Linked DNA regions of Homo sapiens: region 1 is linked to region 2. The links are chromatin contacts, found by Hi-C or POLR2A ChIA-PET in ENCODE. All regions are on one chromosome and are shown on one strand. The core of a region is the stretch at or near the end of the contact, and the rest is flanking DNA. Distances in the headings are between cores, read along the strand shown.

Region 1 (6,613 bases), core at 2,719-5,218, 200 kb before region 2:
TATTTTATAGTCTGTTTATTATTCCATCATTCCCTCCCATGATGTTAATAGTTTAAATTTTAATACTGGAATGCAACATACAACACACAAATGATTTCATCTGGCTATTTCAATAATAAGGAAACAAATTAAATAAAAATGAAAGGGAAGTTTTTGCCATCTGCTACTTTGAAGAACTATTATTAATGCATCATCTAATTATTGTACAACTGTGTGATTCTCAGCCTTTATGTTACTTTTTTTACCTTTTTGTGAAAAAAAAAGTCTTTTATAAAGGTTCTACCTTCAAAGAGCTCTGGAGTCCTCAATTCCAGGGGCTTCAGTATGCTTCAGTAACTGTCTAACCTCCTCAATTCCAGTGGATTCAATACACTTTAGTAAATCCCTCCCATCACCCTACTTTGAACCTTGTCAACTCTAACATTAACCCCAAAATACTACTCTCTGACAAGTTCTTACCCTGCCAGCCCTTGACTCATCCATTGATCCTTCCTGGCCTCAAGTCCTTCCCTGCCATACGGGACACTATGGTTTACTACTTGGCATATCATTTCTCTCTAACAAGTTCAATTCTCTAGAGCATGTGTTTGATTTCATAGGCCCTAATAAACAATTTCTCAATTTCTTTGTCCTTCTTTCTTATGTATTCACTTACCGTTCACTGCAAGCTCCCAATCTAACCCTAATCTCCTCCTTCTCAGCAGATGGTCTTGCCTTAGATACCACTGAATACTTAGTGAAGTCTCAACCATCTTTTTGTCATCCATGCTCAGAGTAAGAGGTATGTCTCTTCCCCATTAATTATCTACTTTACTCATCATCTCAGGCATCCCACAACTTTCCCTTCCCTCTCCTTCGAGAGCTTCCCCAACTATTTCTCTTCCCCTTTCCTGTGTGTTCAACCTCTTCCCCTTACTGGGTCCATTTTTCACATTATAAGCACGCTCAACTTGGTTCACTTAAAACAATGCAAGAAAAGACACCTTCTGATCCCACAATACCTGACCGGTTTCTCTAACACACACAGGGCTTACATTTCACATCTTATTTTCCCTACCTTGCCCTCATGCTACCTCTCTTCACCTAGTTAAATCCAACTCTTCTTTTGGATATTAGGACACGTATCAAACCTTGGGGAAATTATCCTGACTGCCCAAGCCTGATCAACTTCCATTGTCAAACACTTGCAATGAACTGTATTCCCTCTCTTCAGAGAATTGTTCTAATTTTAATTATACATACATTAACATGATTCATTTATTAACTTTTCTTTCCATTACTCTTTAAGGTTTCAGAGAGCAGGCATCATATTCTTTTAGAACAGCATTTTACCCTCAGTGTATTACACAGATCCTGGAATATATTTGGTGTTTGACAAATATTTGTAAATGAATGGATATGTTCATTGATTGTATCTCTTAAATCCTCTTCTAAAAGTATATTGTAGTTTGCCCATTGCTCTGGTATGCATGTGGGTGTCCCTTAAAATTCCTATGTTGGAAATTAACCCCCAGTGTGATAATACAGCCTGTAGGAGGTGATTAGGAGGTACAGTCTTTAGGAGGTGATTAAGTCATGAGGGCTTTGCCCTCATGAATAGAATTAGTGCTTTTATGAAAGAGGTTGAAGGGAGCTGCCTTGCCCTTCTGCCATGAGAGGACACAGCAATAAAGTGCCACTAATGAAACAGAGAATGAGCTCTCACTAGACACCAAACCTGCCAGTACCTTGTTCGTGGATTTCCCAGCCTCCAGAACTGTGAGCAATAAATTCTGTTGTTTAAAAATTACCTTATCTAAGGTATTTTGTTATCGCAGCAGGCATGGAGTAAGATGTATTCAGAAAAAAAAATATGAGTCTTTCAGGAAAATAAAACACCCAATTTTTTCTTCATTATTAGTGACGCTAAAAGGCAAAGAGCATGTACAAGGAGAAAAAAAAAAAGGCATTGGCTTAAGGATTGGGAAGCCAACTCCCAGTCTGTCTGCCGTGCTCAACCTCTTACACATTGTGGGAAACAGACCTGCATTTTTTTAAGGTTTTTCTGAAACCATCTAATTTTCAGAATATTGCCCATTAATGCAATTAATGGACTATTTCAGAAGAAAACTTTGAAAACTGTATTATTTCTCAAGAAATATTTTGAAATTATTTGTATCTATTGAGCACCTACTTAACAAATGCTAATTTGGCCTATGGACTTGCTTCTAACTATGCATTAGCTCATACATGCATAGCGACCAATATACCTGGATATAACTAAGATGCCACAGAAAAGGTTTCCTTTACCACAAGGAAGCACAACCAGCCCAATTCCAATTACACATGGAAACTAGAACTTGGATACCATTTATTTCTCGGGTGAAAAGATTAGGAATATATTGTAAAAAATGACGACAGAGTGTCCATTTCTAATGGGGAATTTTGACACTCTATTAATAATCAATTTTTCATGGATTTTCCATTTGTCTTTTTCCCAGAAGATGCCGTTATGGCATTTTCCACAGTGGTTTAAAAATGTGTATTTTCTAATAACCTTCTAATTGTAAAAAGATAAATTTTTACAATTTATCTTTCATCAAACTCTCTGCTTTGGCTTTGTCTAAAGTAAAGGATGAAAAAAATAACCTGCTTAAAAATTTTTAATAGAGTTTACCAAGATAAATTCCTTAGGTAGGTTTCATCTGGTATTCCTATTTCCAGAGACTTCACCATGTGGAAAGATGCTCGAAACTGATAATTATATAAACCTGAAGGAGAACATTTGGCTGAACATATGTAGCTGGACTTTCAACAAAGTGTGCAATGATGTTTTATAAAAGTAATGCCACCAAGCAAGAGAGAGTCCTTTTTTAAGTCATCATAAGTAATTACATAAGTTCCCACACTCAGAGGACCAATATTTACTAAGTTTCCTAATGGCATTTAGCAACAAGTCTTACTATTAAAAAAGGAGATGTACCTCAGCAAAATATTCAGGTTGTAAATGTTTAGGGAATTAAGGAGTTGGTAGGTGGTTAATAAAACAACAAGATGCATAGCTAAGGAAAAAGCAAATGAAGCAGGAGCTGTTATTGTTTTCCATAATCACCATATAAGCCAAAAAATGTGGTTTATAATTATGATGTATGCATGGATTTGTCTAGAAAGACACATTGTGGTAAGGCCTACATCAAAATAAGATCAGAAAAACCTTTTCTAGTGGTAGCTATATATCACTAACCTACTAACAAAGGTACTAACTTCAACTTGCCTTGGGACTCAGCCTATGTCAAACAAGAGTCCTCTTTTGAGGATGAAAATCAGGCAGCATTCAGCTCACTGCAACCTCCACCTCCTGGGCTCAAGCGATCCCCCCACCTCAGTCTCCCAACTAGCTGGGACTACAGGCAAGTGCCATCATGCCCGGCTAATTTTTGTAATTTTTGTAGAGACAGGGTTTCACCATGTTGCCCAGGATGGTCTCAAACTCCTGGGCTCAAGCAATCCACATGCCTCAGTCTCCCAAATTGCTGGGATTACAGGCATGAGCCACCGTGCCCAGCCTAACATGTTGCTTAATTACACGTATCGAGCGAGTATGGTGGCTTCTTAAAAAGTTAAGTATGGAATTACCACATATGGAATATAGTCCATGGAAATTCAACTTGACCTGAATTTTAAATATATATACCTATATATGCATACACACTTGTTTTATATGTGCACCATTTGAAGTTGGCATTTATTAACAGGATATTTCTATTACTCACATGAAAAAGAGTTCGTGAGGCTTTTAGGTACACCCACCTGCACTGCTTACCTTGCAAATTCACCCCAACCTCTTTCTTGCCTGTATGGATAGTCCCATTTACATTTCATATACCAGAGAAATCCTAAGTCATTTATTACTTAAAAACCAATGATGACATTTCTTGGCAAGGCCCCAACATTATTAATTTATGAGAGAAGGCTGTAGTAACTTATCCAAGAAGGCCACATGTTTTCTTCTCTGTCATCCTTGACCTCATTTGTGGCTGTGTTTCCTCCTTCCCTGAATGCATATTATCCCCATGATCCTGGAGGAAAAATGACTCATCTGCTCAAAGGTGAATGTTTTGGAATATTTATTGTTTGAGACCTGGCTGACTCATGTTTATGGCTTTTCCTGTGATTTCTCTTTTATTCAGAGTTTCCTGAGCATGATCTTTTCACCTCTCGGGACTTGTCCATGATTTTATTTCAAAGGAAATGTCCTCCCTCAAACACTACTTTCCTGAAGGGTGGCTATTTGTCCTTAAAGTCCAAGTAAATAAGAAACCCCCTCATAGAAGTTCTTCAGGGTCCTTCTTTCCATCTCTCATTGGATTAATCACAGGCATATCTGCGCTCCCAGGGTATCTTGACACAGACATCTATGGCTGCACTTTCCTCACCACATTGCAATGTCCTTCCACTCAGAGAGGAGAGAACTGTGCACTTCCCTACTAGACTGTTGCTCTTCTCCCATGGAGAGAATTTTTTTTTGTCTCTATATTATCTGCACATAAGACAATGCCAAGAACTAATAGATTCCCAATTAGTGTTTGTTCAATGTTGATTATTTGAATTCTAACATGTTGTCTATTATATTACTAGAGGAGCTGAGATTTAAATCCAGGCCTGTTGTATCCAAAGCCCATGATATTTCCCCTCCAACATATGATCTGTGTATCTGTTCACTAAGCCTCATTTTTTTCTTCCTCCTGACCACACAACTAGAGTTCATCTTCCAGTCATAAATAAACAAAAGTAAAATATGCCACTTTAAGGCGTGGCTTCTAAAAATAACTTCTGCCAATCTTGTACCATTTATTTCTTCCTTTGTTTGCTAGCTAGATTCAGAAGACCCAATAGAGGAATCCAAGACCCTAGTAAATAGCAGAGCCATTAGATAGAAAAAGTCTGGGCTCCTGAGTCACCACGTGGAGGAAGCTAGGAATATCCTAGTAGAAATATTGTGTGAGCAAAAAAGAATACTGTATGTTAGTTATTAAGCTGCTAAAAATTTTGAAGCTTTTATTCAGCAGTTAGCCTACCCTGATTAATGTACTACCAGAATTACAATTTTTATAACATTTTTCTGATTTTTAAAAGCTACATGTACACTCTAGAAAATTTAAAAATAGAAAATAATAAAAAAGAAAAATAATATTCACTACTCAGAGATAAACATTGTTTAATATTTTTGTTATACATTACACATTTTATCAGTGTTAAGGGGCAGGGGAGGAGTTAGATATAGTAGAGAGAACAAAGAGATGTTATTTAAAAGATAGAAGTAGCAGTTTTCTTAGAGAAGAGCACTATCTTGCTATCTTTTGTTCCTTGGTAAATTATTTCATTGTGAAGTGAAGTGATGGTCCCCAGGACATAGTATAGTAAGCAGAAGAATGGCAAAATTAAATTGTTTTGCCTAACAAGTAAAAGGATTTTGAGACTTTCTGGGCAATGAAAGAGCCAAACAGAGAAGTGAGAGAGAGAAGCCAGGAAGAAGTTCTCAGTGTTGGGAATTCCCAAGAGACATTCAAGAACAAGAATGTGTAGCATCTAGTCTTACATTGTTTGCCTTGTGTCCTGCTATCCCATAATGCAAACCCCTTGCTGTGACACCCCTGGATGTTCAATGAATTCTCATCTATGTAAATGTTGATATGAGTTGTGTTTTAAGAAAACTGAGGGAAAAGGCAAGAAGTGAGAACATAATAGAAGTTAGAATCTCAGGAAGACATCAGAGGAAGAGATGACAATGAAAAACATAAGACCCCCTCCCTCCTAAATAACGTTATGTACATTTGCCCAAACTTTTCATGTCCTGCTATAATACACTTTTAACAGCTGCATGCTATTCCAGCATATGACCACTCCATCACTGACTGAACCCTCCCTATATCATGCCATTTACATTCCTTTCAGTTTTTCACTGTTAAACATAGTTCCTCAGCAAACATCCTCATACGTAAAATTTGGGTCCAGGCCCATTATTTCTTGGCTTAGCCAAGGCTCCCTTTGTTTAAAGAACAAAAAAATCGCTCAAATAAGTAGAAAAGAGCTTAAGTTAAAAAGCGAAACTTAATATAAGGATCCAGGGTTATTGCACAAAACCCACAACCTTAGGTAATAGGCCTCATAAGGAACTGGAAACCCCGGATGTAAGATCACTAGAAATTGCCATCTCTGTCACTTCCCTCAGAAGACACCCATTTTCACTTTCTGCCTGTATCTGTGTGTTTGAGAGAGAGATGCAATTTATAATTCATATTTATATTAAATAAATGATAACAGATACACAGTAGGTTCTGATAGCAATCTCCAAATCCTTCTAACTAACAAAACTACTAAATGTCACACAACTAACACAACTAGGCTTTTTTTCTTATGTGTTCTGTGTCTTGTGCTTATACCTCCTTTTCTTACTCACAATCTTATTCTAGGCATTAGTCTGTGATGAGGGGAACTACTTCTCACTTCAAAAATGCACTCAGTCATTCCCTACTTATCAACACCAGAAATGATACTCACTTCTTCCACCCCATCTTTCTCACCTGAGTGCTTTGTCCATGTGAGATGATCTTTACATTTCACAAAAGAGCTT
Region 2 (6,280 bases), core at 672-3,171:
AAACAATAATATCTGTGTTAACAAAGGAAATACAATAAATATAGAAATAAAAATAAGCACTGCAGTTGGGAACTCTGTCTCTGAAAGCTGAATACAGAAGGCATAGATGCTGCATCTTGAGTGTCCAGCTCTTCTGTGCTGGACATCAGGATGTATACACTTAACCTGGGAGGCTTAGAGTTGGGAAGAGAAGAGTTAGATCGAGGGCAAGGCTTCTGACTCCTCTCTGGGGAAAGAAGAATGGATACGTGTAGAGGTGCTATGTGCAAAAACAGCACCTCCACCTCTGCTACCCTCCCTGCAACACAACACACACACACACACACACACACGTACACACACACTCACTAAGGTCCTGCAAAGCCCGTGAAGAGACATACCACCTCTCCTTGCCAAAGGGTGTTCGGCCTTAAAATGCCATAAACAAAAACATATACAGAAATATTTTCGCTACAAGGACCCAGATGTCTAAGCAGTTTAACAGAAAGCTTGGCACCCCTGGGTGGTCATGCATGCCAACCAGATTTCTCATGCTTTAAGAAGTCTATTTTTTAAAACAGGATTGACCAAACTAATGGGGTCTGCTCTGGATGGTGAAAATGTTTACTTTCATTTCCCCCCAACCCCCTCGCCTCCCCAGTTCCCCCTGAATATATTCTCAAGAAAGAGTATGTCTTTGGGTGGTTGCAAGTAGGAAGTTTCAAGGCTTTTCTCCCTAACGAATACCGAACACTGAGCACACAGGAGGGGAACAGAAACTTGGAAGCAGAGCAAAGGACCAAGTTATCCTCCTGTCTAACCCTGCTCAACAGGATCACCCTGAAGTGTGGCTCTGAAGATATTTGTGAACTCTGGCACAGCTGTTTGGCAGAATTAATACTAAAACCACAGGTCTTGCAAAAACAAAGAATCAAAAAAAAAAAAAAAAAGTGAAAACCAAACAGCAGGAGGAAACCCTTAGGAAAGCTCGGTGTCTTTCAGACATGAGATTTTCTTTCTCCCACTCTACTTGACTGGCCTGACCTGGGGTCCAGTCCCACTTCCTGGTGGCTGCGGAAATCCGCAGTGAGGCTCAGTGTGGATTTTGGCTTCAGAGGATTTGGGAAATTCCACCTTTCAATCTGAAATCTGGGGAAAGTCCCAGAAAACAACGGATTACTATATTTCTCTCATGAACCAGACTGAAGCAAGGAGTCAGGTCTAGGACCAAGGACCTCGGCACTCCAGGGAGCCCAGGGCCCCTCAGAAAGGTCTCGCTTGGCCACCGAGAGCGTGGGGCCGTAGCAGTTGGCAAGCGGGGGAGGGGGGTCACGCACAACTGCTCTGGAGCCACACTGCATAAATGGCATTCGTTTTTGTTTTCTGATTAGAAAAACGTTGAAAAGAATACCAAAGTACAGAGAAAACACACCCCCATCTCCAATGTTTCCTCATTTATGTAAATATTCTCATATTTTATAAAACAGGGAGGTGCTGTCTATAATTTTTGCAGGCTTTCCTTAGCATATGGTGAGCGTGTGCCAGGTGAGCAGGAGCAGCGGGGGATGACTTCCGATCCGACACCCCCAAAATCTCCTGGACAAAGCTGCTGTCTTTGCGGGATAAACAGAAAAGGGCCAGTCCCCACCTCACCCCCAGCCCGCCGCCCCGCAAGTACCTGGGGCTGGGGAGTCAGTGAACTCTCTTCAGCTGTTCGGCTCTCCCGGCTCAGAGCGAGGGGAATCGAGGAGACTGGGCGCAGGATGGGGGTGGACACCCGGCCGCTGCTCCTCCGCGCGGGTAAGTGTGAGCCCCGGGGTGCGGGGAACCGAGCCAGGGACCAGTGACCGCGAGCCGCCGATCCTCCCGCGCTCCCGCGCGCGCGGCCTGCCTTCCCACTGGCTGGCAGAGCACGTCCTCTCGCGCCCGGGGCCTTTGTAAAGAGCGCAGCGGTGGCGCGGAGGTTTTCAGGCTCCGCCCGCTCCACTCGCGCTCCCGCCCCTTCCTTCCTCTCGAGGTGACCCGGCAGCTGGCGCCTTTCTCACCAGGTACCCAGCCCCCTGGCCGCCTCTCTCAGTTCTCTGGCAGGGTTTGGTGCGCGGTACACCGACCCGGACCGCGCCTTCCCAAACGAGTGGCCTCTCCTCCAGCCCGATTGGCGAGCTAGAGAAAAGAAGGGAACTGGATCACTTCAGCATTAAGGAGGACTTTTCCCCAAAATGAGTGTTGCCCCAGGGCGTGGGCAGGCGGGGAGCTGAACTAATCTTTCGGTGACTCCAAGGATACCAAGCAAGCCAGTGCGTGGCATGCACGAGCTCCTCTAATCATCGCAGTCCCCCTTACACATGAGTAAACCGAGGCTCAGAGAATGGTGGAGTGTGGCGAGCAGAAGTGGAATTTTTTTTTTCTTTTTTTCTTTTTTTGAGACGAGTCTCACCGTGTCGCCCATGCTGGAGTGCAGTGGCGCCATCTCGGCTCACTGCAACCTCTGCCTCCCGCAGAGGCGGGATTTGAACTTGCTCCAGGTTGCCCTCGCCTTACACCCAGCAGAGCAGTCCAGTCGCTTTCTCTCCTGCCGCTTGCATCGTAATGGACATCCAGAGTCCACAAGTAAAAGCTGGTACATGATGAAATGGGAAACACCTCTCAGGAGTCCTTTATAGCTTAGAAGAAGGTAATGCTACCTTTCTGCCTCAGTGAAAAGATTTGGAATCACCTAAGTGTGAAGAACCTAAGGAGAGTAGGTGTCAAGAGAGGATAGACCCGGGTGCCGTGGCTCAAACCTGTAATCCCAGCACTTTGGGAGGCCGAGGTGGGCGGATCACGAGGCCAGGAGTTTGAGACCAGCCTGGCCAACATGACGAAATTCCATCTCTACTAAAAATACAAAAGTTAGTTGGGCTTGGTGGTGGGTGCCTGTAATCCCAACTACTCGGGAGGCTGAGGCAGGAGAATCACTTGAATCCGGGAGGCAGAGGTTGCAGTGAGGCCGGGATGGCGCCATTGCACGCCAGTCTGGGCAACAGAGTGAGACTCTGTTTAAAGAAAAAGAGAGAGAGAGGATAGACACTGTAGAGACCAGCAATCCCTGTTGGGAACCAGTGTCATGGAAGACTTTTTCCACAGACTGGGGTTGGGGCCACGGGAGATGGTTTCAGGATGATTCAAGCCCATTTCATTTATTGTGCACTTTATTTCTATTATTATTGCATTGTAATATATAATGAGATAATTATACAACTCACCATAATGTCGAATCAGTGGAAGTCCTGAGCTTGTTTTCATGCAACTAGACGGACACATTTGGGGGTGATGGGAGACAGTGACAGATCATCAGGCATTAGATTCTCATAAGAAGCGGGCAACCTAGATCCCTCCCATGTGCAGGGTTCCTGCTCCTATAAGAATCTAATGCCCCAGTGATCTGACAGGAAACAGAGCTCAGGCAGTAACACAGGTGACGGTTAGCAGCTGTAAATACAGATGAAGCTTCGCTTGCTGGCCCTGAGCACACCTCCTGCTTTGCCGCTGGGTTCCTAACAGTCCATGGACCACTGCCAGTCCATGGCCCAGAGGTTGGGGACCCTTGCCATAGAAGGAGAAAGAAGACTGAGGATAGATAGAGGAAGGAGGACAAAACTTGGCTTGGCTGAGATCACAGCGGCCTACTTCTTCGCATGGGAAACCAAATTCTGATGATGGAAATGAGTGGAAGCCCCTTGTCTGTCTTCTGTCCTTGAGTTCAGGAGAGTTGCTTGTTTGTGGATCAGTTTCACTGGCAATAAAATGACACTGATGTCCACCTGATAAAGAGGTGCTATGGGTGCGGTTAAGTTTTGAACTGTGTCAGAGCTAGGTATAATCAAGTACAGTGACTGTGGGGAAAGAAGGGTACATTTACAAGTGAGGCAGATTCCCGTAAGGGCTGCAATTTTGTTAATCATCAACATTTATTATTTCTTCTCTAGAAGTGACAGTCAGGGTACCTTCTCTCAGCTGATGAACATGAGAGCAGGTGGAAGATAAGACGTGCTATCTGATTATGTCAGTGAACTCATACAGTAGAACAGTATTATCAGAATTGGAGTTTCCAATCTCTAATTTGAAAACTGACAAAAGGCCCAGAAAATTTCTAAAAGCTTGAATAAGGCCAGAGCCCCCAAAAAAGTGACTATTTATTTCTGTACTTTCAATTTATTAAGTTTTCTGAAAATCACCAGGGGACATTTGCAAAAGAAGCAATTTTAAGTCACTCATATCTAAATTAGGCAAAGTAATTTGTAATATGGGCTTTATTATTGTTTCAGTTTGTATAAAACCATTAAAAATGATTATTTTTAATGAAGAGATTATTTTAGTTATTATTTAAAACATGAACATCATTCTTTGATAACGAAAATGTCTTTACTGTTAAAGAAACACAATAGGAATTTTAATTATGCAATGAAAGGTACTAGACATTTCAGGAAGGGGTTTATACAAATATCCTCATCTCAGGCTATTATTTCTCTTAAAACAAGCAAATTACTAAAGTCTGAAAGTACTTTGGCCAAAGTTACATCAGACTGAGGAAATGTAAGGCTTCCACTGTGTGCCACCGTTACAAATATGCTAATGAGAACATAGCAGCTGGAAATCACCTTTGAGGCCCTCTTATTGCGGTTTTTCTTTTTGAAAAGAAAAACCAAAAAACAAAAATATTTTTGTTTCAATGTGATCGTGTCATTTTGATAAATTCATTATCTGATCCTGACATAGCCTTAAAGTGTGAAACTTTCTCTTGCACATAGAACTGCTCATGGGCTGCCAACATCTTTTAAATTAGACAGATGCAGTTAAACTCTCCTGTGAATTCAACAGGATTTTAAACTTGGTTAACCTCACTTGCTACAACCAAATGCCCTGAGTGGTGTTGGGGTTATAGGAAGTAACATAAATGCTTTCAGGAAAAAATTACAAGAAACCCTTCAGGGAAATGACTATACTAAAAGTTGGGCTAGGATTGTATTCAAAATAGACGAAAACAGTAGGCATGTGTTATTGATACAGAAAGGAGGGATTTACTGTTTTAATTACCAATGACCCATCATTTAATTTGAAAATAACATAAAATGCCCATAATCCATTATATTTCGATCCAGCTTTGAACAATTTGAAATTTCTAAATTGTATTAACGTTTAAAAAAAAAGTAAAAATTTATCTTGGCTCTCCTATTCAATTGATGGCATGCCATCACTTCCTGTTATCATCATCCCTCATCCCCATGACATGGGTCAATATAATTTCTAATTAAGTTACTTGGTTGTTTGGAAATACAAAGTTTTTCCGTGGCAAGAATCTTAAGAGTTTTAGATATTTTTGCTAGCCCATAATTAAGATGATGTACATTAAACGCCTACTGTATGTTATTTAACATAAAAAATAAAAGCAGCTAATTTGTGGTAATACAATCACACCATGTAAAAAAAAAGAAGAGGTGCATGTTTGTGTTACTTGCTGATAAATGAATTATATGACCTCGCTTTCTGTCCAAGGCGTTCTAAGCACCTGAGACCCACACTTGTCTAACTCTCCCCTGTCCGGCCCTGACGTTTACATTATGTGCAGTTCAGCTCAAGTGTGTCTCACCGCCTCATGGTGGATGCTCTCTGCTAACAAGTGAAAACATTTAGAATCACCTGAGATAGCTGACCTAAATCGTTTTCCACTAGTTCCTAAATGAGGGACAGGCGGCAGCCCAAATCTCTTCCTCTTCCCTGTTCTTGAAGTCAAGTGACCACAATTAAAATTAACAACTTAAAGCCGAGCCCAGTGGCTCACACCTGCAATCCTAGCACTTTGAGAGGCTAAGGCAGGCAGGCAGATCACTTGAGGCCAGGAGTTTGAGACCAGCCTGGCCAAACTGGTGAAACCCTGTCTCTACTAAAAATGCAAAAATTAGCCATAAGTGGTGGCATGCACCTGTAGTCCCAGCTACTCAGAAAGCTGAGACATGAGAATCGCTTGAACGTGGGAGGTGGAGGTTGCAGTGAGCAGAGATCATGCCACTGCACTCCAGTCTGGGCAACAGAGTAAGACTCTGTCTCAAAAAAAAAAAAAAATTGAAAAATAAAATGAGCATTTTAAATCTATGTGTGAAGGATGCACTACTAAAGAAAACAGAGTGCAGAACAAAAATGCTAGCATTTGTGGAAAAACATAAATATGTGAACTATCCAAGGAGATAGAATGGATAATGTTGGTTAATTCTGAGGAGAACATGGCTGACAGAGGACAGAAGGCTGGAGTCAGGCAGAGAGT

The links. Hi-C counts contacts between places; a loop is a spot of excess contacts on that map. ChIA-PET counts read pairs that join two places held with the same protein, here RNA polymerase II (POLR2A). Pooled maps may share reads with other maps.
Region 1: a loop to region 2 is called in a pooled map, with 5 times the contacts of the local background. The contact joins the enhancer-like site here to the promoter of TIFA in region 2. A Hi-C loop is called at or near these places in 8 of 50 pooled maps. POLR2A ChIA-PET finds 5 or more read pairs at or near these places in 4 of 52 experiments (GM12878, HEK293, PC-3 and 1 more).

What each region holds. Positions count from the first base shown.
Region 1 is chr4:112,079,348-112,085,960 of GRCh38, forward strand. The region is part of intron 1 of LINC02945 (long intergenic non-protein coding RNA 2945); the gene reads right to left. Among named protein-coding and RNA genes, the nearest start is that of LINC02945, 30 kb to the right of the region's middle. RefSeq lists enhancers at 3,327-4,526, 3,926-4,220. Within about 2 kb of position 3,969, at least 6 of the 41 ENCODE cell types and tissues checked have a DNase peak (open chromatin) inside an H3K27ac peak, as active enhancers do; they include PC-3, where a contact is called at or near this core.
Region 2 is chr4:112,283,983-112,290,262 of GRCh38, forward strand. TIFA (TRAF interacting protein with forkhead associated domain) reads right to left here and starts at 1,922. Exons shown (of 2, transcript NM_052864.3): 1 at 1,658-1,922. RefSeq lists enhancers at 695-874, 905-1,024, 3,534-3,653 and a silencer at 1,665-1,974.